2 separate regions of the Homo sapiens genome follow, and region 2 is linked to region 1. Evidence: read pairs that join two places in POLR2A ChIA-PET (ENCODE). Cell type or tissue: PC-3. All regions are shown on one strand. Each heading gives the region's core, and the rest is flanking DNA. Links, peaks and the distances in the headings are about the cores only.

Region 1 (12,686 bases), core at 940-3,439:
ATGACATGTCTAGAATGGGCAAATCCATAGAGACAGAAAGTAGATTAGTGGTTGCTGGGGCTAGAGAGAGAGAGGAATGGAGAGTAGCTGCTAATGGATATACAGTTTCTTTTGGGACATTAAAATGTTCTGGAATTAGATAGTAGTGATGGTTGTACAATCTTGTGAATATACTAAAAAACAGTGGCATGTATACTTGAAAAGGATGAATTTTGGGTACATGAGTTACATCTAATCCAACTCTTTTTTTTTTTTTTTTTTTTTTTTTTTGAGACAGGGTTCAACTCTGTTGCCCTGGCTGGAGTGCAGTGTTGCAATCACAGCTCACTGTAGCCTCAATCTCCTGGGCTCAAGTGATCCTCCCACCTCAGCCTCCTGGATAACTGGGACTACAGGCATGTGCCACCATGCCCAGCTAATTTTTCTATTTTTGTAGAGACAGAGTTTCACCATTTTGCCCAGGCTGGTCTTGAACTCCTGAATGCAAGTGATCCGCCCGCCTCAGCCTCCCAAAGTGCTGGGATTATAGGCGTGAGCCACGGAGCCTGGCCTAATTCAATTTTTTTTTTTTTTAAGTATCATTGCTCTTCTTATTCTGATCATTCCCTTTTTTATATCACAGTATCCAGAGTACATTTTGTGGTTTGACTCTGATTCTCCTTTAGACATCCCTCCCCCAGCCCCACTTCCACACTTAGTCCTCCAAAATACTTAGAATCTTTGGGACACTGCCTGGTATGAATAAGATCTGGGGCTAATTTCCCTTTCAAAGGAGCTGGACCCTTTTTTACTCGCTCAGCTATTTTGCTGGGGGTAAAGGACCGGTCTTATCAACTCAAAAGGGACAGGCAGCAGTGGACTGAAACTAATCCACAATTTTGTTTAAATTTACTTGTCAAAAGCAGAAATATTCAATTTCATGGATACTCCCAATTCCCTGCACTGGGAGCAGACTTCCAGGAAGCAATTATGTAGTATAAAACGTAATGGGCAACAGGGGGTGCCTGGTGAATTATTCATAATCTGATAATGATTTTAACCCATTTTTAACATGACCTGCTATTGGTGTTAGCTTCTGGAAAGTTCTCAAAGTAAACAACACAGAGGTTTTCTTTAGTTATGTTTATATAACCATAAACCTCCTGCCTCTCCCTGAAACTACCTGAATAATTAAAATCAAAAGAGGCCTGGGGACCCTTTTCCTGCCCAAGTCTACAAGGCAGAGGTAAAGGCTGCTTTACGGCCTTCATCTAGCACAGCCATCACTGCTCACTGCAGCCTTCTCAGGGAGGTTGGTGTGGCATCATGCCCAGCATAGTGCCTGGCACCAAGAAGGCACACAATACTCATCTGTTTTTGATTGCTGAATGAATGAATGAATGAATGAATGATAGAAAGAATGAGATATTTGTGCTAAGGAAGAGTTGGGCCAGTCGTTTTGCTGCTTACCAGCTGATCTGAGCAAATGTCTTGCCCTCAATTTCTTTATCTACAAAATGAAGACAATAATACCTGCCCTGCTGAGTTACTGGAAGAATTTGAGAAGATAAATGCTCAATAAGCAATAGATGTTATTATGGTCTCTCTTTCTAATAGCAGCCCTATAACTTCCCCACATTTGATTAACTATGAGTCAGCAGAAGCTTACTTAGGAGCCAAAGTTTCCCCAACCTGGCTGTGTATCTGAAACACCTGGGGAGGTTTGTAAGACATAAATTTGCAGGTTTTTCCTCCAGGGATTCTGATTCAGTATGGATTCAGTAGGGTGGGGCCAGAGAATGTATTTTTTTAGTTTTGTTTTTAAAATTAAGGTAAAATTGCAAACCATGAAATGCAAAAATCTTCAGAGTATAACTGGATGAATTTAAACAAATGTATACACTTGCATGTCCAACACCCCAATGAAATATAGAACATTTCCGTGACCCCAGAAGATTTCCCCTTCTGCTCAACCCCTATCCTGCATAGACAACCACTGTTCTGATTTCTGACACCACAGAGTACTTTTGCCTGTTCTTTAAAGTAGTATTAATGGAATCATACAATATGCATTCTTTTCTGTTCACAGTTTCACTTACATCAAAAAAAAAAAAAAGAAAAAAATCATTTTTCTATGTGCCTGGTTTCTTTTGCTTCTCTTATGTTTCTGGGAATCAGCCATGTTGCTGCGTGTGTCATATCAACAGTACAGTCCTTGTTACTGCCAAATCATATTCAGCTATCTGGCTATTTCTCAATTTGTTTATCTCTTCATCTATATGGGCCTTTGAGGTTTGTTTCAGGCTATCATGAATAAAGCTACTATAAATATGTTTTCATTTATCATGAGTAAATACCTAGGAGTGGCTGGGCGCAGTGGCTCATGCCTGTAATCCCAGCACTTTGGGAGGCCGAGGCGGGTGAATCACCTGAGGTCAGGAGTTCGAGCCCAGCCTGACTAACATGGTGAAATCCTGTCTCTACTAAAAATACAAAAATTAGCTGGGTGTGGTGGCAGGCACCTGTAATCCCAGATACTCAAGAGACTGAAGGAATTCTGTGGTGCTTCCAAGGGAAAGTGGGCAGGGCCCAGGAGACTCCTCAGACTCAGGAAATGGGAAAATGGGAGTCAGAGTTAGGTCCCATACCTGTGATGGGAGACAAAAAGTTGTCAAAATACAACCATTTTATTCCAAGGGTCATGCTGGCTGTTGGCTCAGGAATTATATATATATACACACACACACATATATATATACACACACACATATACATATTTTTTTTCCTTTTTTCTTTCTGAAATTGCATTTCCTTTTGGGACTATTACAATTTCTCAGTAGGGGAGAAGACATTGGGTAATCAAAGTGATGCTGTGGTCCAGTATTTCCCAAAGGGTGATACAGGATGGTTTCAGAGGTTATAGAGATAAATATGATTAAAAGTAAGTGTTATAAGCTGGGCGTGGTGGCTCACGCCTGTAATCCTAGCACTTCGGGAGGCTGAGGCAGGCAGATCACTTGAGGTCAAGAGTTCAAGACAAGCCTGGCCAACATGATGAAACCCTGTCTCTACTAAAAATACAAAAAAATTAGCCAGGCATGGTGACACGTGACTGTAATCCCAGTTACTCAGGAGGCTGAGGCTGGAGAATCACTTGAACCCAGGAGGCAGAGGTTGCAGTGAACCAAGATTGTGCCACTGCACTCCAGCCTGGGTGACAGAATGAGACTCTGTCTCCTAAAATAAAAAAGTGTTCTAGTACATAGTGGTAAAAATAAAACTAGTACATTAAATATGTGATTTCTTGGACATACTGCCTGGCATGAAGCCAAGTTGAAAAGCGAATTCAATTTTCAGAAGCATACTAAGTATATAAAAAATACAGGTGACACCCAGGTATGACAAAAATTATGATGGTGGATATGAGTGGCTGAGATGATAGAAAATTACACCAGTCAAACCATGCATTTAACAGATGAGGAATCTGAGGCCCTGCCATGCAAGAGACTTACTCAAGGTCAGACCTCATCAGGGCTAAAAACAGATGACAAAATTCCCTGGTTCCTGGCCCAGTGCTTACTCCAATATGCCTGCTACTGCCCTCTTGTGAGAAGGGGAAGAGATCTCAACACCCATGCAGCCTAGCCCCTAGATTCAAAGTCAAATGCATTTTCAGAAATAGCCTGCAGTTTGCTTAGAGTTAATAAGGTAGAAGGAGATTTCTAAGGAATGAACACCAAGATCTTGGTAATTCTCTTCATATGAATTCTCTGGGGGAGCAAAGTGTGCATCTGGGTTCCTACCACTGCCTCCCATCCCTCCAGAAGACTGCAAATGGCCCCTCGGACAAAGCCAGCAGACCCATGCTTGAGTGCCCCGGGCAGAGCGTCTACCCCTGCATAGGCCCTGGGAGGCCACATAGAGGGCCTTGATTGTTCATAGAAACCACTTCAAGCAGCTGGAAAGGTGTAAGGGCACACCTTCTCAGATGCCTGTCTCAAATTCTTTTTCTTTTCTTTTTTTAAAAATTATTATTTTTTTAGAGTTGGGGGTCTTACTGTGTTGGCTAGGCTGGTCTTGAACTCCTGGGCTCAAGTGATCCTTGCCCTTGATCTCCCAAAGTGCTGGGCTTATAGGCGTGAACCATCATGCCCAGCCTCAGATGCCTGTCATCTTTGAATCTTTATGGATCCAATAGGGAGACTCAGAGGAGATGACTCTTAGAATTTTAGCATTTTCAGATCCCATAGCTCTGAGAGGCAAAAGGGTAGGCTCTGGAAATGCAAGCATGCACTTGAACTTCTTCAGCTGGAAAATAGAACCCACAATGGGAGTGACTCTCTCCATGTTTCATAAGTCTTTCTCTTCTCCCATCTGTGTCTCTTGCTGAGGTGTCCCCCACCTCTACAGTCTGGGAGCCATTCATTCTTCCTTTGTGTTACTGTCAGGGTTTGGGCTGGTATGTAGCTTGTTGAACCCATCCCTCAAAGGAAGGCTAAGGGATCTGAGCATGCAGCACTGATCTAACCCCAAAGGATATATAGTGAGTTATACCACATACAAGTTTTTCCCAATCAACCTTACAAAAGCTCAGCATTGAGGGGAGCAGCCCTTTATCCTGGGGCCACATCAGGATATATGAACTCTCCCACTCCCACTCCTGTCCTTGCCATGGTTTGCATGTGTCTCCCCAAAAAGCATTGTATTGGAAACTTAATCCACGGTGCCACAGTGTTGGGAGATGGGGCCTAATGGGAGATGTTTAGGTCATGAAGGCTCCACCCCCATGAATGAATGAATGCCAATTATAAAAGGGCTTGAGGCTGCAAGTTCCATCTCTTGCTCTTTGGCTCTCTCCCACACTTTCTTGCTTTCCACCTTTTGCCATGGGAACAAGAAGGCCTTTGCTACACTCAGGACCCTTGACCTTGGACTTCCCAGAACAGTAGAAATAAACCTATGTTCTTTATAAATTACTCAATCTTAAGTATTCTATTGTAGTAGCACACAACAGACTAAGATAGGAGACATAGTAAAATATAACACATCTAAGTTTCCCCAATCAACCTTACAAGAGGGGGAAAGCACTTTATTGAATATTGAGTGGGACAGCACTTTATCCTGGGGCCACATCAGAGTGCATGTGTGAACCCTGCTCCATCCCACCTCCTGTGTTTGCTGTGGTCTTTGGGAATAGGACCCCTAAGAATTTGAGAGCAGATAAATTTTAAAAAATAACTACAGCTCCAAAGCTTCTCCTGTCCTTTGGAGGCTCACAATGAAGATTCCTTTGTTTAGCAAAGCACTTAATGTATTTTGAGACTATGCCAAGGTAGGCTCAGGAGTTTGATTTGGATGGAAGCTGAAAACTGAATACTTCTGCATTAGAAAGTAACAAGGAATTTCAGGGTGCACCCTGGGGGAGAAGTCAATGAGCAAACAATGCAACATCCTTAGTCTGAGCCCTGGAAGACTGAGAAATGATTCTGTTGGAGCATAAGTTGGTCTTGTGAGCTATGGGATGTTCCCCATCTGTCACCCCCAGACCTTCAGTAAAACCTGCTGTATACAGTAGCCTGGTGTTGGTGGTGACTTGGGGTCATGCATGAAGTGAGTGGGACTCACTTGAGGTCAACCTCAAAGACTGACCTTAAGAGTCGGGACTGAGGCTGGGTGCAGTGGCTCACACCTGTAATTCCGACACTTTGGGAGGCTATGGTGGGAGGATGGCTTGAGCCCAGGAGTTCAAGACCAGGCTGGACAAGGTGATGTGACCCTGTTTCTACAAAAAAAAAAAAAAAAAAAAAAAAAAAGCCAGGCATGGTGGTGCATGCCTGTAGTCACAGCTACTCCGGAGACTGAGGTGGGAGGATCACTTGAGCCTAGGAGTTCAAGGCTGCAGTGAGCTATGATCCCGCCACTGCACTCCAGTCTGGGCAACAGAGCAAGACTCTATCCCCACAAAAATTTTGTTTTAATTTTTAATTTTAATTTTTTGCATGTTCTCACTTATTTTTGGGATCTAAAAATCAAAACAAACTCATGGACATAGTAGGTAGTAGGGGGAAGGCGGGGGTTGGGTAATGGGTACAAAAATAGAAAGAATGAATAAGACATACTATTTGATAGCACAACAGGGTGACTCTAGTCAATAATATAAATTTTTAAAAATTATATATTTATTTATTTATTTATTTTAAAGAGTTGGGACTGAGCTGGAGCATAGGCCATAAGATTGCCTCTCAGGAGCAGAAGTGAGACTGTGAAAGTAAGAAAGCAGGGGTAGGGCTGGGTGGGATGAGGTGAGGGAGTGAAGGGCACATACCTAGGGGAGTTTCACTTTGCAAGGGTGTTCTAGATGCTGGGATTGTCTGCCTTCTGCAACCACAGAGGGCTAGCCAGAAACCAGGGAGCCTCCTTGTCTGTACTCTGATCCCATCCTTGGGCTTAGTTGATTAGTCCAGGTATGGGAACCTCTGACCTGGGCCATTAAGCCTCTTCCCTTGGTTTCTGTCTCTTAGACTTCAAGAATGCTTGAGGTCAGGCTGTCTCCCATGACTGAGGCAGTGAAAGGTAAAATTCATAGGATCTGTCCACAGCCATGCTTTCTGTCATGTGGGAAAAGCTAGCCGGGCATGGTGGCTCAAGCCTGTAATCTCAGCACTTTGGGAGGCCGAGGTGGGTGGATCACCTGAGGTCAGGAGTTCGAGACCAACTCAGCCAACATGGTGAAACCCTGTCTCTACCAAAAATATAAAAATTAGCCAGGTGTGGCAGCGGGCGCCTATAGTCCCAGCTACTTTGGGAGGCTGAGGCAGGAGAATCGCTTGAACCCGGGAGGTGGAGGTTGCAGTGACCCGAAATCATGCCGTTGCACTCCAGCCTGGGTGACAGAGTAAGACTCTGTGTCAAAAATAGTAATAATAGTAATAAAATTTAAAAATTAAAAGAAAAGAAAAGCTGCTGCAAGGAGAGGAAAGGAAGCTGACGTCTGAGAGGGATGCAGAGAGAAGAGACGATAACTGAGTCTTGGTGACTTTCAGGCCTCAGAGCTCCAGCTGCAGCTCTGCCCAGAGCACCCTTTTCCCTAAGCTGCTGAACTTTGGTCTCTGCCACTTGCATCCAAAGTGCCCAATGGACACCAAGCACCTCCTCCTCACCCCCTTCATCTGGTGAACCCCTCTGGCTGGAAGTGGGGAGCTTGAGTGAGGACAGAAGCAAGTGTCCATCCCAGAATTGGGGTCCCTCATTTCTTTCTCTTCACCGTGCTTAACATGATCCAAAATTACATGTATTTACTTAATTGCTTACGTGTTTACATTGATCACCCCTGCACCCCCCAAAAATGTAAAGTTCCATTTTGTCTTGTTTAACTTGGTATCCCTAGTGCCTGGCACATCATAGGTGCTCATGAGTCATTGAATGAACAAATGAATGTACAAAGAAGATGGCTTGAAATCAGACCACTGAGACCCCCAACGAGGTCACAATTGCAGGAGAAACATCTCAGTGCCAGGCACTGAGCCTGGGATGTTTGAAATTTCTGTGCCCAAGCTGTGTGCCCTTTGGGGCGTGTGTGTATGCTGGGTACAAGGCCAGATACACAATCAATGCTATAGAAACCACAGATAAAGGGCCAGGGAGCTGAGTGTGACAATGGGCTGTTGGGAGAAGTTCCATGCAGATTACAAAGGGTTCAGAAAGGACAGGGGCATTGAAAGGCAGCTGTAATTAGAAAGCATAGGCATTCAAAGCTGCCTGGAGGTCAGAGGGGCTGGGCTGGCAGGCTGGGGAGATCGGGCAGGAAATGGGCACGGAAGCCCTGCAGTTCAGGGCTGACATAATTGGACAGAGAGCGGCAGCCAGTTACCATGGTAACAGCCAATCCGAGTGGCCGCGTATGTGGCAAGGAGTCAAGGTTTCTAAAGAAGGGGCTAAAAATGCTGCCTTTGTTCCCACTTTGAGCGAGTTGCCATCAGATCCCTGTGGGGGTGACGTGGCATGGGGACAGAGCCAACAACTGCTAGCCACCATGGCTGGGAGGGAGCCACGTGAGGACCCAGGGGACTGGCTGGGGCTGGGGAAGCTAAATATGTCATTCCATGGAGCTGGCTGTGCCTCCCAACATAAAGCAGCGGCCAATGGCCTGGGATTCAGAGTCTGAGAGTCCAGGGCTCAGATTGCAGCGTGGCCTCTTAGCAGCTATGTGACCTCAGTTTCCTTACATACAAAATGGGACTACTAACACCTTTTTCGCAGGGCGGTTGTAAGGATGGAGAGAAGTGATGCATGTCACACATTCACTTAGTGAGTGGTAGATGCTGTTGTTGTTATTCTGACAGACAACAACAGCAGCTCCTCCAAAAGGCTCTTAGCTTCTGGGGAGTAAAAGGCAGGTTTTGCTTCTTCAGGAGTTTCTTTAGGGGTACCAAAAAGGCAGTTGATAGAAACTAAAAAACTCCAGGAGGTGACCAGCTAGACTAACCAAGTGGTATTTAAAAAGAAAACATTCTTTAGGCAGGCTTGAGAGCTGTGAGATATCAGAGAATCCTGCTCCTTTGTTCTTTTGTCCAATTTGTGGGCCTGGACAGGACACAAAGACAAGGCCATCCCTCCCCTCTCCTTCCACAGTGCGGAGAGAAAGCAGAGAAGATCCTGACATGAGTGCTTCCTGAGACTTTTTTTTTTAATTTTTTTTTTTTTTTTTTTTTTTGAGACAGAGTCTCTCTCTGTCCCTCAAGCTGGAGTGCAGTGGCGCGATCTTGACTCACTGCAACCTCCACTTCCTGGGTTCAAGCAATTCTCCTGCCTCAGCCTCCCAGGTAGCTGGGATTACAGGTGCAGGCTGCCACGCCCAGCTAATTTTTTGTATTTTTAGTAAAGACGGGGTTTCATTATTTTGGCCAGGCCAGTCTCGAACTCCTGACCTCAGGTGATCCACCTGCCTCGGCCTCCCAAAGTGCCGGGATTACAGGCGTAAGCCACCACGCCCGGCCTTTTTTTTTTTCTTTAACTTTTAAGTTCAAGGGTGCATGTGCTGGTTTGTTGCATAGGTAAACATGTGTCATGGGGGTTTGTTGTTCAGATTATTTCATCACCCAGGTATTAAGCCTAGTACCTGTTAGTTATTTTTCCAGATCCTCTTCTTAAGATTTTCAAGTGAGGAAGTGAAATGAGGGTGGAAAGGCAGAGGAGGGTGCTTTGCTTAGAGACCAGGACAGGTCAGAGACAGGGCATAGGCACAGCTGTGGACTGACCACCCCCTGCCTCCCCAGCCAGAAGTGCCGGGAAATGCAGACATCCCTATTTGGACTCTGGTGCAGTCCTCTGTTGCTATGGCAACTCAGGGGCTCTGTGGTTGGTGGAAGAAGGCAGTGGCTGTGTGGAAATCGGCATTGGAGGCAGCAGCTGTGCCCTTTTGCTCCAGCAGTCTGGGTATTTCTGATGGGGGCAGGGTGGGGATACTCCCTCTGCCATCTCAGGAAGCCACACAGGAGACCCCTGGACTCCACGGCCAATGCCTCTGGCTCAGATCAGCTCCCACCCAGACTCCCTCACAGGGAGGAACCAGGCTTCTGTATGGAGTGGCAATTCCCTTGGCACCCCTACCTTGAGTATCTCCTCAGACCATATATTCCCCTGGGATTTCCTCTTCATTTTCCTCATTGATTCATTCATTCATTTGTTCATTCATTCAGCAAGTATATACCGCACAAAATGCTGGGCCAGAGCAGTGAAAAAGACAGACGAGGCTCCTGCCTTCAGGGAGCCTCCAGTTTAGTTGGGGAGAACACAGCACACAAATAAGTAGAAAGAGAGAGAGACTCAGATGCTAATAAACAGGCGACATGATCCAGAGAAATTAAGGCTGGACTGATTTAGAATGAATGGTCAGGAAAGGTCTTTCTGAAGTTGAGAAGGAGCTACAGGTGTTGGGAGTGGTCCAAGGAAGAGCAAGTGCAAAGGCTCAGAGCGGCGGGCCATGGCATTAGGGGCAGAGAAATGAGGGGGTCAGGGGCAGCAGCAGAAGCCAGGGCTGGAGAAAGGCGGGCTGGGATAAGCAGAGCCTTGTCATGGAGTCTGGTTTTCACTCTGAAGGCAATAGGAAGCACTGGTTGCCTTTAAGCACAAGAGGGGAGTGATCCCACTGATGCTTTTAAATGCTCCCTCTGCTAGCCTAGGGGACAATGGACTTCCTGCAGGAAGGCAAGAGTTGAAGCAGGGGACCCATGAGGAAACCACTGCGCTGGCCCAGGTGAGAGCTGAAGGGCTGCCTGTGCTGGTATGGATGGAGACAGAGGATTTGCAGGTAAGCCCAGCAGGACTTGCTGAGGGACCGAGGGTGGAGGACAAGGAAAAGGGGACTCAAGGATGACTCCCAGAGTCTGATTGAAACTTGGGTGAGTGGAGGTGCCATCTGTGAAGGGAGGGATGATAGCAGAGGCGGGGGAGAAATTGCACTGCATCTCAGCTCTGTTGGCCTGGATGACACATTCAAGTTATCCAAGAGCATCTTTCATTTTCACCATGAAATCCCTGAGAACTGAAGCATTTTATAAGCAACATTTCTAAAGTGTTAAGTCGAAAGGAAGCTTTCTTACAACACACTAACAGGGAAGAAAGTAATTATGTTAAAAGCTAACTGTTGGATGTCCTAGGTTGGTGGCACAACTCACTTAGGGCAATACCTGCTCTTTTGTAAGATAAACACCTTGATGGGTCATTTTCCGGTGTGGAAGGTGAGATCCTCTTGGACATGATGTGAACTAACTTACTACCTGCCAATCTCTGTGTTCACTGTTTTCAATACATTCTAATTTAACCTCTGTTTTTTATATATTATAATAATAATAATTGTTATTATTATTGTTATTACAGGTGTGAGCCACTGCACCCAGCCAAGAGGAAAATGTCTAAATAAATTATAGTATGTCCATACAATAAAATAGTAATGTGATCATTGTAGAGAATGAAATAGATCTATATACTTTAAGTGGGATTATGTCTAAAACAAAATGTTAAATGAAAAAAGCAAGTTGTAGAGTACACAGAATATGGTCTCATGTAGGAAAACAACAAAAATGACCTCTCCATTAAAAAAATAGTCTCAAGGCTGGGAGCGGTGGCTCGTGCCTATAATCCCAGAACTTTGGGAGGCCAACGCAGGCGGATTGCTTGAGCTTAGGAGTTCGAGACTAGCCTGGGTGACATGGGGAAACCCCATCTGTACACTTGATCTTATCCAAAAGGCCAAGAAGCATTGGGAATCCCATCTCTAAAAAATATTAGCTGGGCATGGTAGCATGCACCTGTGATCCCAGGTGCTTGGGAGGCTGTGGCGGGAGGATTGCTTGAGCCTGAAAGGCGAAGGTTGCAGTGAGCCTGCACTCCAGCCTGGGTGACAGAGTGAGACTGCCTCTCAAAAATAAATAAATAAATAAAAATAAAAAATAAAAAAGTCTCAAAACACACAAAATATCAAATGGCTACAGTGCGTACTTTTTTTTTTTTCTTTTTTGAGTCGCCCAGGCTGGAGTGCAGTGGCGCTATCTCTGCTCACTGCAACCTCCGCCACACAGGTTCAAGCAATTCTCCTGCCTCAGTCTCTCAAGTAGCTGGGATTACAGGCATGCGCCACCACTCCTGGTTAATTTTTGTATTTTTAGTAGAGATGGAGTTTCACCATGTTGGCAAGGCTGGTCTTGAACTCCTGACCTCAGGTAATCCGCCCACTTCAACCTCCCAAAGTGCTGGGATTACAGGCGTAGGCCACTGCACCCGGCTTACAGTGAATACTTCTGAATAGAGAGAGTAAACTTGGGTTTGGGAATTCAAATGGGCTTTTACTTTAATTGTATTGTTTGACGTTTTTATCCAGCAGGAATACATTTGTGTGTTTCCTGTGTAATTTAAAAACTCTAAAAATAAATGCATCCCCAAGTGATGTGCAGAAGGCTGGCACTGGTTGACCCCAGACCTGCCCTTCCTGCAGGTGATGAGCTTCCGAATCAGCCTGAGTAGACATGGGCCGAAGCCCTCCCACCCCAAGTCAGACAGTTTCAGTTTGGCGGGATCCAAATCCCTCCTGCCCTTTAAGGATCTCAAGCACACAGGTCCGTCATAGTTCAGAACAGTCACATAGTGAAGCTGGGCTTCAAGATAAACTGTTGACTGAAAAAGCAAGGTGGGGAAACATACAAGGCACAAGACATTGTGAATAGAATTCCACTATTTGAATGAAAATAAAAACCACAAACTTGCAGACTTGTATATGCACAGACTATTTCTAGAAACCAGTAACAGTGATTGCTGTGGCTGGAAGATGAGTGGGAAGGAGCAGCTTTATCTTAAGCACTCTTGTACCTTTGGAATTTTGAAATATTTTGTGTTACCTAATTCAAAATAAGTAACTTCAAAGAAAATGTTTAAAAAATTGGTCCACCAAGGGCCCTTTTCTATTAATAAATTGTGAAAAACATGGTTGAGGGAATGGCCCCCATGACTTAGGGACCCGGGGCCACTGCCAGGATGATATTAATACAAGAGGAGCCCAGGGGCAGTGGCTCTCGCCTGTAATCCCAACACTTTGGGAGGCCGAGGCGGACGGATCACTTGAGATCAGGAGTTCGAGACAAGCTTGGCCAAAATGGTGAAACCCTGTCTCTACTAAAAATACAAAAATTAGCCAGGTGTGGTGGCGGGTGCCT
Region 2 (17,472 bases), core at 7,532-10,031, 170 kb before region 1:
GAGCTGCCCCGGTCTCCCTGCCCCCAGCGTGTGCCCGCTGCCCAATGCAGCAAACCCTCCCCAGTCTGCTTGCTGGGAGCCATTCAAAGGCTCCTCTGTTCTCCTCCCTTGCTCAGGGCTGAGCAGGATCAGCAGCCGCAGAGCTGGGCAGGAAATGCTAATCTCCCAGATGTTCGCCTCCATCCTCCCTGCTCCACCACCATCAAACTCAAATTCTGCACCAAGTGGTAGGAGCAGAACTGGGCCACAGCAGCAGCACCAGGGTGTGCCTACTCTTCTCCCTGCTCCCCAGCCCCTCCTACCCCAGCTGCCAGGCTGGGCTCTGTGCCCCTGAGTCAGGGACAATGTAGATATGAGAATTGGGGCCTTTTTTCCCCAGGAAAGAGGGCAGGTGAGCAAGCAGGGACTGGGAGGATGGTTGGGGAGCAAGGGAGGTGGCATTTGAAGAGGAGAGAAGTCAGACTTCTGGCCCTGTACCAAAGTGGGAGGAGGACCTGCTTGGCAAGTGAAGCACTGGGGGAGGCTCCTGAAACTGATGGTGCCTGAGTTCCAGCTGAGACTGTGGCCAGGGATTGGAACCAGGGTGATGCTGGGTATGGGAATGGTTGGGGTGCTTGCTGTGATATCCGTGTACCTGGGATGGGCTGTGGCTAAGTGAACTAGGATGCTGTAGGGCCTGGAACTGTAACACCAAGGCTGCTGCCTCTGATTGTACTTAGGACACTGTTGCAGTGCTCTGATGCTGGTGTGCCTAGGCTATAGCCAATAAGATTACCTGAGAAACTATCGCCAAGCTGTGTGTATATGGGTGTGTGTGTGCATGTTGAGGGAGAACTGTAACTGATAAGCTGTTGGGCCTGAAGCTATAGATATGAGGCTGGCACACCTGAGACTGGCTGTAGCTGAGAAGCTGTTCCCTGTTAATATGATGTAGATGGGACTGTAACTGGATCCATTGCCTAGGTCCTAGGAGATGAGAGGCTGTTGCGAGGAGCCTGTACCTGGGAGACAGGCTGTTACCTGGGATAGGAGCAGAGCTACTGTTGTGTATAGGACTGTAGCTGAGCTGCTATTGGTCCTGGAGCTGTAGCTGTGATGACAGCATACTGGGGATTGGCTATAGCTAAGATGCTGTTGCTCAGAATTGTGGTTGGGCTGTTACTGTGTGCTGGACTCTAGCTGGGATGCCTGCAGCTATAACTTTAAAGCTTGGGTGTAGCTAGGAGGCCATTTCCTGGTAATTTTGCTGGACCATTGTTGTGTGGGGGCTGTGGCTGAGACTCTATTGTTTAGGAGATGACAAGCTGTTCTGGGAGGCAGGATACTACCTGAGATGGAAGCTGATGTACTGTTGGAGCTGATCTACTGTTGTGCATAGGGTGGTCCCCAAGTGGCTGTTGCTGGGTCAGTGACGAGCTGGGTGGGGGAAGCCAAGTGAGTCCTGCCTTGAGGTCTGGGAGATGCCAGGAGCTCTAGGCTGGGTGGGGGCTGCTGCTCTGGGGAGGCCTCAGCAGCTGCTCTGCTGTGGAGCTGGAAAGCCTGTTTTCATTACTGTTTTAACTCTTTTTTTAACCTTGTTTTTCTCTCGGCTGCACTTTCGCTCACTCATTAATTTTGGTATTTTTCTCACGGTGCCTCAGCCCCTGTCACGGCTGCCATGGCAACAGGAGGCAGTGTGCTCAGTGCCAAAATATCTGATCAAAAAATAACCAAAATAAGCAAACACCAAGACGACTGTTCTGGGGACTATGGTCAGGGAGAGCCGATGGCTCAGATCCAGGAAACCCTAGGCTCCAGGGTACCTGTTTCACTACCCCTCTCCCCCAGGGAAGCTTTGCTGAACGTTCTGATAACCTAGAAGGCCCCTTTCCAAGGAATCCCCCACAGCACAATCTCCCAGGACTCTGAGATTTCCAATAGTTCCTGTCCAAGGGGCAGCTTTGCCTGAGGTGGGAGCATCGGGAGAGGGTGAGGGCTGGGGATCACTTCCCAGGAGCTGGCAGATGAAGCTTCTAAGAAGCTCCCTCCCTGCCCTAGCCACAAGCATCCGCACTCACTCATTCACCCACCCCTCTTCTGGCCCTTCTTGCCTTAGGCTTATCTCCCTTTCTGTGCACCCAACCCCCACTAGGCCACTTTTGTTTTCTCATAGCCCAACGTTCTGATGGGATGAACAGAGGGGAGGAAGCTGACAGTCTCCAGCCCCCTACCAACTCCTCAGTGGAGGTGCCAGAGAGGGGTACCATAAAAGTAGCTGACATTCCGAGGCCTCTGCCCACCTCTAGCTCACCTTCCTAGGGGAGATTCCTGAACATCCCTGACCACTCACACCGCACTCCAATTTTCCCTCCCACTTCTTGGGAGCCTTCTAGTTCCCTGGAGACCTCCTCTCAAGTGGGCATGTCCCCAGGAGGGGTAAAAGGATAGAGCCTCACATAAGTTAGAAATGGGCAGAGCTCTTGGTACTACCTGTCTCTTTTCCTTCTTCATCCACCACTTTCCCCTCTGAGGAGGCTTGTCTAGATGTCTGGAGCACTGGGAATTGGGGGAATGAGGAGGAGCCCCTCAACTCTGTCTCAGTCACATCACTTAATCACACCTCTCCTTCTGCCCCACCCCTCTGGCAGTGAAGGCTCACTCCCAACAGATCTCCACCCGCTTCCGGGAATGGCCAGAACTCGCCTCCTGCGTCTCTCTTTCCATTTCTATCTTCCCCTCCCCCCAAGAGCTGTAGTGGCCTTGGCCTCCTGGCAGTGCCTTCCCAGCCTGTTTCCATAGAAACTGGGTAGGCTGTGCAGTGCAAGAATCGGAGGGGAGACAGGAGCAGGAAGGAGGGACCAAGCCTTAGGGACAGCCCCCGATGAAAGGACCGAGAGAAACGGGGAGCTGCCCCATGCAAACTGAGGGTGGGACCCCGATTTGGGGAACCAGGCGGGATGGAGCGTGGAGTGGGGGGAAGAGGTAGCAAAAGCTTGGTAGCTGGCTTTGCTGCCTCCTGAGGAAGGGGCACAGAATCTCCCCTTCCCTGCCACAGGTAGTGGGGGTTCCTCCCTCCCCACCCCCTTAAAATCCTTCTTTACCAGGAACTGCCTGATCCAGATGAATCTCTTCTCCGGGGCCCACTAGTCTCTAAGAAAGGGACCATGGAATTCCTTTCTTCCCCGAAGAGCTCCCCACTCTCCCTGACCAGAGTCTCCTTGATCTGGAGGCTGGGCAGCCCCCGGGGACCCGGTGGCCGCCGCTGACCCCGTGGCATGCGGCTCTCAAAGGCCCCATTCATCTCTGGGGGCTGAAGGCGCCATTGTCCCCAGCGGGGGGTGGTGTGGGGAGTGAAGGGGTCTGGACTCAGAAGGAAGGAATGCGTCTGGAGAAGTTGCCCCCGGGGCTCCAGTCTCAAGGTCCCCACCAGATCTCCATCGGGACCCTTTCACGACCCCGAGCCCTTTCCCCAGGAGCTCCCAGCAACCTTCGCGCTTCTCCGGAGGGTGGGGTCTGCCGCGGCGCGGGGGCAGCCTCACCCCACCTCACTGCTGGACTCCGGAGAACCATTTCTGGGACCGGGAGCTGTCCAGCGCCTCGGGTCCTGACGGACCGCTGATTCGCCTAGGTGCCATCGGACAAGCGGGTGCTCAGAGCCAGCTCTGGTGGCTCGGGAGCTTTCCCCCAACCAGGCTAAGACCACTAAACCACGCCTGGCCCGGATGAGCTTGGATGCAGCTCCGAACGTGGGGATCCATCGGTGCTGAGAACTGACCTAGGGAGCACCTTGACCCCTGCCCTATCTGGGCACAATTGAAGGGCCAAGTGCCACCAGCCCACTTTCCTGGAACCCTGTCTCAGACTTGGGCAGGAAGAAGAGCCATGAGAGGTCAGGCCTTGCCTCTCCCCGCGTTCCCCATCTTTCTCTGTGCCTCTGTTTCTGTTTTCCTCCGGCTCTCCTCCCTCCTCCTCTCTTTCCTTCCCTGCTGGGTTGGGGGCTGCTGAATTATCATTTCTCAGCTCTGCTAATGTGCTCCCCGCTGCGGGAAGGGATCATAATTCTGGGAGATGATTAAGTTTCAAATTGTTTTTCTTTGTGTTGTTGAAGATGAGGCTTTAATATGGTCCTTCCTCAGCCCGGGAGCCTGCCCCCATTCCTCCACTCCTAGTACTCTCCTCACTAATAGGCTAGGTTTGGTACCATGTCTTTTGTGGTCCTTGCCAAACTTTTATGTGTATGGGGTGGTAAACGAGAGGGGTATAGACCTACCCTTTACTCAAAGGGGAATTTTTTTGTTTTTGTTTTTTTTTGTTTTTTTTGAGACCGAGCCTCACTCTGTCGCCCAGATTGGAGTGCAGTGGCGCCATCTCAGCTCACTGCAACCTCTGCCTCCCGGGTTCAAGTGATTCTCCTGCCTTAGCCTCCCGAGTAGCTGGGATTAGAGCTGCGCGCCTCCACGCCTGGCTATTTTTTTATATTTCACTAGAGACAGGTTTCACCATGTTGGCCAGGCTGGTCTCGAACTCCTGACCTCAAATAGTCTGCTCGCTTCAGCATCCCAAAGTGCTGGGATTACAGGCATGAGCCACTGTGCCTGGCTAGGAATACATTTAATATAGTGGTGAGAAACACTGGTTTGGAAGTCGGACAAGTCAACATTTAAATCCTGACTCTGCCACTTACTACTCAGGTGACCTTGGATGAGTTACTTGAACTGTCTGAGCCTCCGTTTCTTCATCTACTAAATGGGGATACTGTGAATTACCTCATGGAGTGTTGGTGAGGATTTAAAGTGATAAATCATGTAAAGTGGTTAGCCGGGTGTACAGCTTATGGTAAAACTCAGTGAATGTTAGTAGATATTACTACCCACATACCTTACCCTGTTTGATCCTGCTTCCCATAGCCTTCCTGACTTTGTTCTTCTGTTCAATGTTTATCTAATGCCTACTGTTTTCCAGGTACTGTACAATAGAGAGTAAGTTATCCAGGAGTGAGGAAGTTGGCTTTCTTACCTATTTGTTCCTCAAACACCCCTTCCTTTACCTCCTTCCTTCCTTCCTTTCAACTGAAGTTTACTCTCATTTTACCCTCCCACCGGCTTCCAGTTCTTCCTGCATTGTTCCTACTCCATTTTTCCTTCTTTCACTGATGTCTTATCACTTCACTTTGATTCTTATCCTCCTAATACACATACATTTTTTCACCTTCTACATTATTCTTCATCCCATTTGGGGCCATCATAGTGAAAAAAAGGGCTGAATTTTCAAACTAGGAAAGAGAATTCTGTCATGCTGTGTGTATGTGTATATGTGTGTGTGTGTGTCTGAGGAACACACACATTAATTCACATTCAACAGTAACTCTATAGCTGACTTCTGAACTCCTACGTTTGAACTGTGTGCTTGTTTGCCTCTCTATCCCCTCTATTTAAGCTCTTAAAATACAAGTCTATTTCTTTGCCTGCCTACCTGTCTGCTCTGTCCTTGCCTCTCTCTCTTTTGGAATTTGTTGTTTTAAACATCTTTATTGAGATACAACTGATATACAAAGAACTACATGTATTTAATATGTATGATTTGATGAATTTGGATGTCTTTGTTATATTCTAAATGGGAATGCTTACTGGTTGTTAGTATGAGAAGCTGATTTATGATAATGTGTTTTTGTGTTTGCTTAACTGGCCTCCTACCTATCACCATACTGGTGATGGGTTCAGGATACACTACACCAAAATGTGGCAACTTGACATTTGAGAAAACAGCAGAAGCAGGAAGGTCCCTCTCCCTTCTTCCTGGAAGTGGGCCAAAAACCTCTGACCGTCTTCCTCCTTTTCTCCTGAGGTAGAACATAAAACCCTAATTCCAGAGGTATCCTCCCCATACCCAGAGGAAAGGAGCATCCTTGTCCTCAAGTTACACAGAGTTACTAAGTAGAATTTGAACAAAGAGACCTTGCTAAGTTTTCTCCAGTTCACTACCACTAGACTATACCTCCTTTGTCCAGTCATACTTCTGCTTGCCTGTCCACTCTTAATAAGAATCCCAGTCTGGCCAGGCCTGGTGGCTCACTCCTGTAATCCCAGCACTTTGGGAGGCCGAGGTGGGCGGATCACAAGGTCAGGAGTTCAAGACCAGCCTGACCCACATGGTGAAACCCCATCTCTACTAAAAATACAAAAATTAGCAGGGCGTGGTGTTGCACACCCTGAAATCCCAGCTACTCAGGAGGCTGAGGCAGGAGAATCGCTTGAAGCTGGGAGGCGGAGGTTGCAGTGAGCCAAGATCATGCCACTGCACTCCAGCCTGGGCAACAGAGCGAGACTCTGTCTCAGAAAAAAAAAAAAAAAAAAAAAAAAAAGAAAAAGAAAAGAAATCCCAGTCCATCCATTAGGGGCTTTCCTCATTTTTTTCCTTTTTTTTTTTTTTTTTTGAGACAGAATCTTGCTCTGTCGCCCAGGCTGGAGTACAGTGGCACGATCTTGGCTCACCGCAACCTCCACCTCCTGGATTCAAGCGATTCTCCTGCCTCAACATCCCAAGTAGCTGGGATTACAGGCGCGCATCCCCACACCTAGCTAATTTTTTGTATTTTTTTTTGGTAGAGGCAGGGTTTCACCATGTTGACCAGGCTGGTCTTGAACTCCTGACCTCAGGTGATCCACCTGCCTTGGCCTCCCAAAATGCTGGGATTACAGGTGTGTGAGCCACCACACCTGGCCCAGCTTTCCTCATTTTAATCTTCATTGTTTGGTTACTGCTGGGAAAGTTCCATCCCAGTAGCACCAGTTTGGTGTCACAGATTAGTGGGTATGTGACTGGAAGTGTCTTACATTTCTACATTTCATGGGAAATTGGAGAAACCATTTTCATAAACAGCATCCTTTACCACCTGTGGCTCTGAAGGCCTTTGTTTTCTTTAGGCTATCTTTGGGGGTGGTTCTGGATCTTGGGAGGACTGAATCTTTTTGTACCCTCTTTTGAGGATATCTCTTTCATCCATGGTTAAGTCATAAAATATTTATTGGTTTTGGGCCAGGCACGGTGGCTCATGCCTGTAATCTCAGCACTTTGCGGGGCCAAGACAGGTGGATTGCTTGCGGTCAGGAGATCGAGACCATCCTGGCCAACATGGTGAAACCTCATCTCCACTAAAAATACAAAAATTAGCCAGGCATGGAAGCGTGCATCTGTAGTACCAGCTACTTGGGAGGCTGCAGCACGAGAATCGCTTGAACCCAGGAGGCAGAGGTTGCCGTGAGCCGAGATGGTGCCACTGCACTCCAGCCTGGGCAACAGAGCAAGACTCTGTCTCAGAAAAAAAAAAAAAAAAAAAAAAAGAAAGACTTATTGGTTTTGGTTCTGAGTCAATTGATTGCTGTCTTTGATTGAAATAAGAAAAAGGATATTTGAAAGTTTTTAATTTGTTTATTTTTTAATTTTAATTTTTTTTTTTTTTTTTGAGATGGAGTGTTGCTCTGTCACCCAGGCTGGAGTAGCTGGGACTACAGGCGCCTGCCACCATGCCCGGCTAATTTTTTGTATTTTTAGTAGAGACGGGGTTTCACCATGTTAGCCAGGATGGTCTCCATCTCCTGACCTCGTGATCCGCCTGCCTCAGCCTCCCAAAGTGCTGGGATTACAGGCATGATTTAATTTGTTTTTTAAAGAGCTTGGCCGGGCGCAGTGGCTCACACCTGTAATCCCAACACTTTGAGAGGCTGAGGCGGGCGGATCACGAGGTAAGGAGATCGAGACCATCCTGGCTAACACCCTAAAACCCCATCTCTACTAAAAATACAAAAAATTAGCCAGGCATGGTGGCGGGTGCCTCTAGTCCCAGCTACTTGGGAGGCTGAGGCAGGAGAATGGCATGAACCCGGGAGGTGGAGCTTGCAGTGAGCCCAGATCACGCCACTGCACTTCAGCCTGGGCGATAGAGTGAGATTCCGTCTCAAAATAAAAATAAATAAATAAATAAATAAATAGCTCTATGGTGGAAAGTTGGTTTAATTGAAAGTTGGTAGGCTGGGTGTGGTGGCTCACACCTGTAATCCCAGTACTTTGGGAGGCTAATGTGGGCGCGTAACGAGGTCAGGAGATCGAGGCCATCCTGGCTAACACTGTGAAACCCCGTGTCTACTAAAAATACAAAAAAAAAAAAAAAAAAAAAATTAACCGGGCACGGTGGTGGCAGGCCCCTGTAGTCCCAGCTACTCAGGAGGCTGAGGCGGGAGAATGGTGTGAACCCGGGAGGCGGAGCTTGCAGTGAGCCGAGATCGCACCACTGCACTCCAGCCTGGGCGACAGAGCAAGACTCCGTCTCACCAAAAAAAAAAAAAAAAAAAAGAAAGTTGATATTCGGAATATATATATATATATATATATTTTTTTTTTTTTTGAGACAAGTTCTCGATCTGTCACCCAGGTTGCAGTGCAGTGGTGTGATCTTGGCTCACTGCAACCTCCACTTCCCAGGTTCAAGCGATTCTCATACCTCAGCCTCCTGAGTAGGTAGGACTACAGGGGTGCACCACCACGCCTGGCTAATTTTTGTATTTTTAATAGAGACGGGGTTTCACCATGTTGGCCAGGCTGGTCTTGAACTCCTGACCTCAAGTGATTTGCTCGCTTTGGCCTCTCAAAATGCTGGGATTACAGGTGTGAGCCACCATGCCTGGCCCAGAATATATATATATATATTTGTTGTTGTTGTTGTTGTTGTTGTTGTTGTTTGAGACGGAGTCTTGCTCTGTCACGCAGGCTGGAGTGCAGTGGCACAATCTTGGCTCACTGCAAGTTCCACCTCCCGGGTTCACGCCAGTGTCCTGCCTCAGCCTCCCGAGTAGCTGGGACTACAAGTGCCTGCCACCACGCACAACTAATTTTTTTTTTGTATTTTTAGTAGAGATGGGGTTTCACGGTGTTAGCCAGGATAGTCTCGATCTGCTGACCTCGTGATCTTCCCACCTCGGCCTCCCAAAGTGTAGGCATTACAGGCGTGAGCCACTGTGCCTGGCCCAGAATATATGTATTTTAAGGCATTTCTGTTCTGTCTATTGAACCCTGCTTTTCTCATGGGAACTTCTCGGTTGACTGACCCTTTGCCCCCTTCCCAAACTCCTTCTGACTATATTTTCTGTCAACTCTCTCCATCTCCCTCTTTCTTCAGCTTCATTGCCTCTTTGGGAAGCGAAGATCCCCCCAGACTAGTTCCTCTAAGACCTCTTCTTTCCATTTACTTCTGCTTTTCCTTCCTCCTTTTGCTTTGGTCTTCTTTCAGTTCCCTTGAATTCTTGATATGCCACCTTTCTCCCTTCCCTCTCCAGAACCTCAATTACTGGAACTTTAGGTCTCCGGCTCTCAAGATACTCAGAGACTCCTGAAAGTAACCACTTGAGGCTAAAAGAGAGAAAGAAAAATACTATTTGGAAACAAAAAATGGATGTTTGTCTACTTAGATGGGCTTTGGAGGCCGACAGCCACTAGATGTCTCCTCAGTCACTCACCTAAAATTAGTCCATAGCCTCCATAAGATTAACCTCTGATAATAGACAAATATGCCTCCAAAACTTGCATTCTTTTTCTGTGCCATTGAGTTGTAAATTTTCTACCCTGTCTTCTTTAGAACCTAATAGTTACCTTTGGGAAATACAAACTTCAGGGAGGGAATTGTCATCAGAAAAAAAAAAAAAAAAGAGCTATTTGAAACCAGGTAAGTAAAAAATCTTAAAAGTCTTTCCCACAAATATTGGTAAAAAACTTTAGACAACTGAGAAGGTAATCTTAACTTGTTATACCTGCCAAAAACACAATTTAGATCTAGCCGTTTATTTTATAAATTAGTGTGTTTTGAATTATTGTACCTGGCACATGGCTAACATGTTAAAAGCTGTAAGATCGGCTGGGCACAGTGGCTCACACCTGTAATCTCAGCACTTTGGGAGGCCGAGGTGGGCGGATCACGAGGTCAAGAGATCGAGACCATCCTGGCCAACATGGTGAAACCCTGTCTCTACTAAAAATACAAAAATTAGCTGGGTGTGGTGGCATGCGCCTGTAGTCCCAGCTACTCGGGAGGCTGAGGCAGGAGAATCGCTTGAACCAGGGAGGTAGAGGTTGCAGTGAGCCGAGATTGTGCCACTGCACTCCAGCCTTGTGACAGAGCGAGACTTCGTCTCAAAAAAAAAAAAAAACCTGTAAGATCTTTGCCATCTGTCCATATGTTTACATATGTATATGTATTTGTATGTTATGCATAGCTGGTATTTTTCCTACCTCTGGATAGTATTATCACATTTATTTATAAAATTCCTTAAAGGAATTCTACTCAAATTGGTCTGGAAATAAATGAGTGCTTGTATAAAGTATTCCTAAAACTCTCAGAAATGTAGAGTCTAAGCCAGGTGTAGTGGCATGATCCTGCAGTCTCAACTACTTCAGAAGCTGAGGCAGGAGAATCTCTTGGAGAATTCCTTGAGTCCAGTAGTTCAAGACCAGCCTGGGCAACATAGTGGCCTCATCTCTCTCTCTGTCTCTGAAAAAAAAGAAAGAAACAGAAACTAACCCCAAGCTTTTTTGAGTTTAGATGACTTGGGTAAATTTTCTTCCTTCCTTCCTTCCTTCCTTCCTTCCTTCCTTCCTTCCTTCCTTCCTTCCTCTCTCTCTTTCTCTTTCTTTCTTTCTTTCTTTTTTCCTTTCTTTCTTTTTTTTTTTTTTTGACAGAGTTTCACTCTTGCTGCCTAGGCTGGAGTGCAATGGCACTATCTCAGCTCACTGCAACCTCTGCCTCCCGGGTTCAAGCGACTCTCCTGCCTCAGCCTCCCAAGTAGCTGGAATTATAGGTGCCTGCTACCAAGCCCAGCTAATTTTTTGTATTTGTAGTAGAGACATGGTTTCACTATGTTGGCCAGGCTGGTCTTGAACTCTTGACCTCGCGATCTGCCCGCTTCAGCCTCCCAAAGTGCTGGGATTACAGGCGTGAGCCACCACGCCTCGCCAACTTGGGTAAATTTTCAAGAAATAAGATTAGTTTTTAAATTGTTCGTAAAAGAAAATCAGAAACGTCTTCAGAATTGTTAGCATTAAATATAATGCAGGCATACATTTTTTTCCACTTGGGTTTACTAGTCAAACAAGCTTATATTATCTCCACTTATATATTTAACTTTTAGTTTCTTTGCTTCTGTGGTATTTTTGATACTTGCCTAATTTGTCAACAAGAAAAATAACTTAAGATGGTGGCTAGCTTTGTTTAATGTCTCATGAAATTTTCATGAGTAATTTAATTCAAGCATAATTGTTAAGAACAAGTGAATTAAATGAGATATAAGTGGGATAAAAGCTTATAAATAATCTTTTCCAACAACAATTACGTTTTATAAAACATTTCCAGTTAAAAATAATTCCAAAATTTTTTTGGCAACTTCAAGCTTAAAGTTATACTAAATTAAAATGAGTAACAAACATTTATCAAATGGGTCATTTCTATGTAAGATATAATGCTGAAACATTAATCACTGAACATGAGTTTATCTACTTTTGCTTCTTATTTCAGAAGAACGAAATATATTTGGGTCTCAGTAAAAATGTTCTGTGCCACATTGAAAAATTGTATTATGGAGATGCATGTATTTCTAGAAATTATGAAATGGTGTTAATCTACAGAATGTTGGTATGTGACAGTTCACAATTGCTTACTTCTTAGTTTTCACTAGAAATTAAGGATACTAAAATTTAAAATTCAAATTAATATATGGAATTAAAACTATTAGAAATTATAAGTGTAACAACTCTGTATGCAAATAATGCAAGGAAAATAAGATACATTGTTGGTAAGGAAAATTATAAGGCATGAGGATGTGTTTTTCTGTTAGGGGAAAAACGAGTAATTAATTCTGCCATAAAGTAGAATGACTGATCTTCCCAGAATGAGAAAGAGAAAAATGTAGGGAAAGAAATGTTGATGGATATATATATATATTTTTTGTTTGTTTTTGAGATGGAGTCTCACTCCGTCATCCAGGCTGTAGTGCAGTGGCATGATCTCAGCTCACTGCAACCTCCGCCTCCCGGGTACAAGCGATTCTTCTGCCTCAGCCTCCCAAGTAGCTGGGACTACAGGTGTGTGCCACCACACCCGGCTCATTTTGTATTTTTTTAGTAGAGATGGGGTTTCACCATGTTGGCCAGGTTGGTCTCAAACGCCTGACCTTGTGATCTACCCGCCTCAGCCTCCCAAAGTGCTGGGATTACAGGCATGAGCCACCACGGCCGGCTTGATGGATATTTTTAAATGGTTGTAATGGGTTTGAGGAAGGAAATCTTAGGAAAGGAGTCTTATCTGGTATGATCAAAGCTATCTGAGACGGGATAGATTTATTCAGAAGACATTTTTAAAATTAGCCTTAGCATTAATAGTACACTGATGCAAAACTAGAATTTGGTCTCCTCTGTCAAAGACAAAGTTTTGGCTGGGTGCAGTGGCTCACGCCTGTAATCCCAGCACTTTGGGAGGCCGAGGCGGGCGGATTACCTGAGGTCAGGAGTTCGAGATCAGCCTGCAACACAGTGAAACCCCATCTCTACTAAAAACACAAAAATTAGCCGGGTGTGGTGACACATGCCTGTAATCCCAGCTACTCGGGAGGCTGAGGCAGGAGAATCGCTTGAACCTGGGAAGCGGAGGATGCGGCGAACTGAGATCACGCCGTTGCACTCCAGCCTGGGCAGCAAGAATAAATCTCCATTAAAAAAAAAAAAAAAGAAAAGAAAAACAAAGTTTTTTTGATGGGGGGTATATTGGTTTGCTTTTGATAAGAGATTATGAAAAGTTTTTTCATTACCTTTTAAGTAATTGGCATAGAAAACAAAGGTTTTGTGAGCTATCAAAATAATTTTTGGTGCTTCACATGGTCTCCACTAGGTCTTTGATTACTTAAGAAAATGGAGTTCTCTCTATTAAAAGAACTAAAGGTTTGTTTTTAAAACTATGTAACCTTCTGTACTTGCCTTTAAAATATTTTGTTGCCACTTTGATTAAATAGATAACAAATAACCTGATTTAATCAAGAGTTTTACACCTTTTGATATTGTTGACAAACTTCCCCAAATCAAATTCTAAATTAAATCTTTTTGACCTCAATCTAAATTTGGGAGCTTTTAGAGGGCCTCTGGAATATCTCAAAATAATTTATTTTCTCTCCTTATAGAAAGAGAGATATTAAACTAATTTGGCTTATTTGTGTTTTTTTGTTTGTTTGTTTTTGTTTTTTTGAGATGGAGTCTCACTCTGTCGCCCAGGCCGGAGTGCAGTGGCGCGATCTGGGCTCACTGCAAGCTCCACTTCCCGGGTTCACGCCATTCTCCTGCCTCAGCCTCCCGAGTAGCTGGGACTACAGGCGCCCGCCACCTCGCCCAGCTAATTTTTTGTATTTTTAGTAGAGATGGGGTTTCACCTTGTTTGCCAGGATGGTCTCGATCTCCTGACCTCATGATCCGCCCACCTCGGCCTCCCAAAGTGTTGGGATTACAGGCGTGAGCCATAATTTGGCTTATTTGACATGTTAAATTTACACGGGAAACATTGTCAACTAAGAAATGATGTTTAACGTTCTTTGAATTATATCTGTATGGGTATATTATTAATGTGTGTTCCAAAAACTGTATAAAATTCTTAAAAATCTGATATGTTCTCATATAATGTTTTCGGTCATAATTTTAGTTATGTTAAAATGTTTTATCCCACAGGAATAATCAAATTTCTTCATCAGGCCAGGCGTGGTGGCTCATGCCTGTAATCCCAGCACTTTGGGAGGCCGTGGCGGGTGGATCACGAGGTCAGGAGATCGAGACCATCCTGGCTAACACGGTGAAACCCTGTCTCTACTAAAAATACAAAAAATTAGCCACTTGCGGTGGCGGGCTCCTGTAGTCCCAGCTACTCAGGAGGCTGAGGCAGGAAAATGGTGTGAACCCGGAAGGCAGAGCTTGCAGTGAGCGGAGATCGCACCACTGCACTCCAGCCTGGGCGACAGAGCAAGACTCTGTCTCAAAAAAAAAAAAATTTTCTTCATCAATTTTGTTATTATTACAATGAACTCTCATATTTTTAACCATGGCCAGTTTTTTTTGTTGTTGTTGTTATTCACAGACAGTTGTTTTACTATTATTCTTGTCCGAAAGTATTTGCAATCAACTATTGTCCAAAATTGCTTCTTCTTCAAGGACATTCATGAAAAAGATTTTGACAAGTACCCTGGAATAGAATGCAGGTTCAGGTTTCTGATAACTTAAAAATCATACCACTGCACTGGGTAAGAATTTTCAAAACTCTAATGAAGAAACTGATAAATTCATGAAACTGCTAAGCAAGATCAAACAGAACAAGATTTGATTACATGGGACTGAATAAACTAATGAGGATGATTTTGGGGGATGACTTTTTGGCTGAAACATTGCTGGTTCTTTAATGTTTTGTTTTCCATATTTAAGAAAACTTTTTTTTTTTTCACTTTTAAGCTATCTATAGCTTACAGCCACTTGGTAAAGTATACTTTTATAAGTATACTTTATTCAATTTCAATAAGAATTGAAGTCATCACTTTTTCTCCTTACCTGATTCCTCCAGAATTCAGAAACTATTAGTGAGTATCCTTATTTTTATGGCAATATAGTTATCTGCATACGTTCAAAAAGAATCTGTTCCCCTTGTAGCAGAACACATTGGAATTATTGGCTATATTACCAAGGCTTTGACTGGAATGCCTATTTTCAGATATAACCAGAATACTTTAAAGAACTAAGGCTGACTTTATTGATCTAGTAAAGCCTCTTAGGAAAAACTGGCTTGGTAGTCTGCATACATGGTTCCCTTACATGGTTCCCCTATGTGGTTGCCTTACAGGTAAGTAAGTAATGCCACTTTTCGACAGGCCCAGGAAACTCAGGGTATTTGGGGACTTCAAGAAGAGAGGAATTCGGCCAGGCGCACACACCTGTAATCCTAGCACTTTGGGAGGCCGAGGGGGGCAGATCACCTGAGGTCAGGAGTTCGAGACCAGCCTGGCAAACATGGTGAAACCCCGTCTCTACTAAAAATACAAAAATTAGCCAGGCATGGTGGCGGGTGCCTGTAATCCCAGCTACTGGGGAGGCTGAGGCAGGAGAATTGCTTGAACCCGGGAGGCAGAGGTTGCAGTGAGCCGTTGCACTTCAGCCTGGGCAACAAGAGCGACACTCCCTCTCAAAAAAAAAAAAGAGAGGAATTCACCCAAATCTATAGGTATTATAGGCAAAGTATGATGAGAAATCCTTGGTTTGGCTTCCTAGACTTGAGTCAGGTTTTAAAAGTCCAATTTGAGATTCCTTATGAAAAATTCCAGCAAAGCAAACTTAAATGAGCCTTTAGGGCAATCACTATTTTGCTGCACTTATGCAAATAATCAGGTTAAGTTTAATGAGATTGGGCCTATTTTGCAAACAAATTCATCTTATTTTGATCATCTTTGGTAGAAACAGAGGTGACTGTAGGTTTAAAAATTACATTTCAGAAGAAAACTAAAGTTTATCTATTATTGAATTCTAGTCCTGTTCATGTTTTTGAGGTTTTGTTTTGTTTTGTTTTGTTGTTGTTGTTGTTTTAATGAAGAAGTATTTTATTATTTTGCTGCAAAGCTGTTGCTTCACTGTATAAAAATAGCACCACCAAAAAATTCAGTGTATTGTAAAATTAAGATAGTGGTGTTCCTCATCTGACACTGTACAAGCAACAAAAACCTCTTCACTTCCAGTTATTTCCAATGGAAAGATCATTAAGTATTTCATCCCAAATCCAGGTATGGATACATGCAAGTTACAATATTATTAAAGCTTAAGAATAACAATGTTATCTTTGAATTTTGTAATGTTTATAACTAGTTTTTACCATGGATAATTTCATGAATTCTGAACACTAGAGCCTAGTCTAAAAATCATAGGATATTGTGAAAAAGACGCATATTCTATTTATCTATAATCATTAGAAAGTTAAAGGGCATTTTCTTTCATTAGCAGTGTTAACAGTAGTTTTTTCTTCCCCATCGGTAATGCTAAAAGTTGCTATTGTAAGTCTATCCACCACTAATTTAAGACAACTCTGCTGGGTTGCGTTATTTCATACTAGTTTATTTAGGAGTTCCATTTTCACTCCTCAATAGATTTTATGTATTTCTCATAAGCTTCTTCACTCATAAGTTCATCTAGTTCTGAAGGGTTACTCAGTGTCATCTTGATCTGCCAACCATCTTCATAACAAGATTTGTTTACAAGTCCTGGATTTTCTGCAAGAGCTTCATTAATTTCAGTTACTTCTCCTGATAAAGGAGAACAGAGTTCACTAGCAGCTTTCACACTTTCCAAAGCACCAAACTCATCTTGTTTGTTCAATTTTGTCCCAACTTCAGGCAGACTATAGTAAACAACATCTCCCAAAGCTTCCTGTGCCAAATTGCTGATTCCCACTGTTCCAATGCCATTTTCTGTTGTTACGCATTCATGTTTCTCTGTGAATTTACGCACCCAGAGCAGAGCGGGTCCAGTGCGCAGCGTACGGACGGCGTCCACACCCAGCTGCCAGGGCCTTGGCGGGCAGGGCGCGGCGGGTGACGGGACGGCGTGCAGGGTGCAGAGCAGGGCCCGCACGCTCCGCACCACTCACAGCGCCATGTTCGCTGCTGTTGTTGTTTTTTGAGACGGAGTCTTGCTCTGTCGCCCAGGCTGGAGTGCAGTGGCACGATCTCAGCTCACTGCAAGCTCCACCTCCTGGGTTTACGCCATTCTTCTGCCTCAGCCTCCCGAGTAGCTGGGACTACAGGTGCCCGCCACCATGCCTGGCTAATTTTTTGTATTTTTTAGTAGAGACGGGGTTTCACCGTGTTAGCCAGGATGGTCTTGATCTCCTGACCTCGTGATCCAGCCGCCTCGGCCTCCCAAAGTGCTGGGATTACAGGCGTGAGCTACCTCACCCGGCCCTGAGGTTTTGTTATCTACCTATAATCTGGACTGGATCTTAAATTCTTCTAGTTTCCTCCAATATCTGGTTATCACTCTCCAAACAATTTCCAATTTTTCTCCCACCTTATGACTGAGAATCACTAAAAATTAAAACTGCCCTTTTTCCAAAGCCCTGCAAGCTAAAGCTGGACAACTTCATATAGACTTTAGAGAAATCACAACAGCCATATATGAACAATTTTTGTACGTGTTGCTCTATGTGCTACTCAGAAAGTTCCCCAGAACACCTCATGCAAACTGCAAACCAGGAAAATCTATCAGCTTGTCACTACTTGTCCTCATTCTACCATCTCAAGATGCTTTGAGCTCGAATCTAGAAATTTTTTTGACTGGCTGTCTTCCGGACTCAAAAACTGAGTTTATGGATTGCTCTAATTGTTAATGTTTGTTTTTCTATTGTTTGTCTGGAAATGCCTCTTATTAAATGCCTGATTGATTACA

Evidence for each region. ChIA-PET counts read pairs that join two places held together with the same protein. Peaks named below come from ENCODE experiments on the same cell type or tissue, not always from the same donor. Only the 100,000 strongest peaks of a DNase experiment are listed, where the experiment ranks them.
Region 2: POLR2A ChIA-PET joins it to region 1 with 7 read pairs; 3 of 35 experiments call an interaction of 5 or more read pairs at or near these places.

The regions. Positions count from the first base shown.
Region 1 is chr5:142,056,187-142,068,872 of GRCh38, forward strand. No RefSeq gene overlaps it. Among named protein-coding and RNA genes, the nearest start is that of NDFIP1, 46 kb to the right of the region's middle. In PC-3, for the core only: no CTCF peak of the experiment used is centred there; DNase peaks (open chromatin) are centred at 1,675 and 2,265; H3K4me3 peaks cover 454 bases; H3K27ac peaks cover 2,349 bases.
Region 2 is chr5:141,880,007-141,897,478 of GRCh38, forward strand. It overlaps the pseudogene LOC729080. Among named protein-coding and RNA genes, the nearest start is that of PCDH1, 10 kb to the left of the region's middle. RefSeq lists an enhancer at 2,432-3,314. In PC-3, for the core only: a CTCF peak has its summit at 9,464 (motif pointing right); no DNase peak of the experiment used is centred there.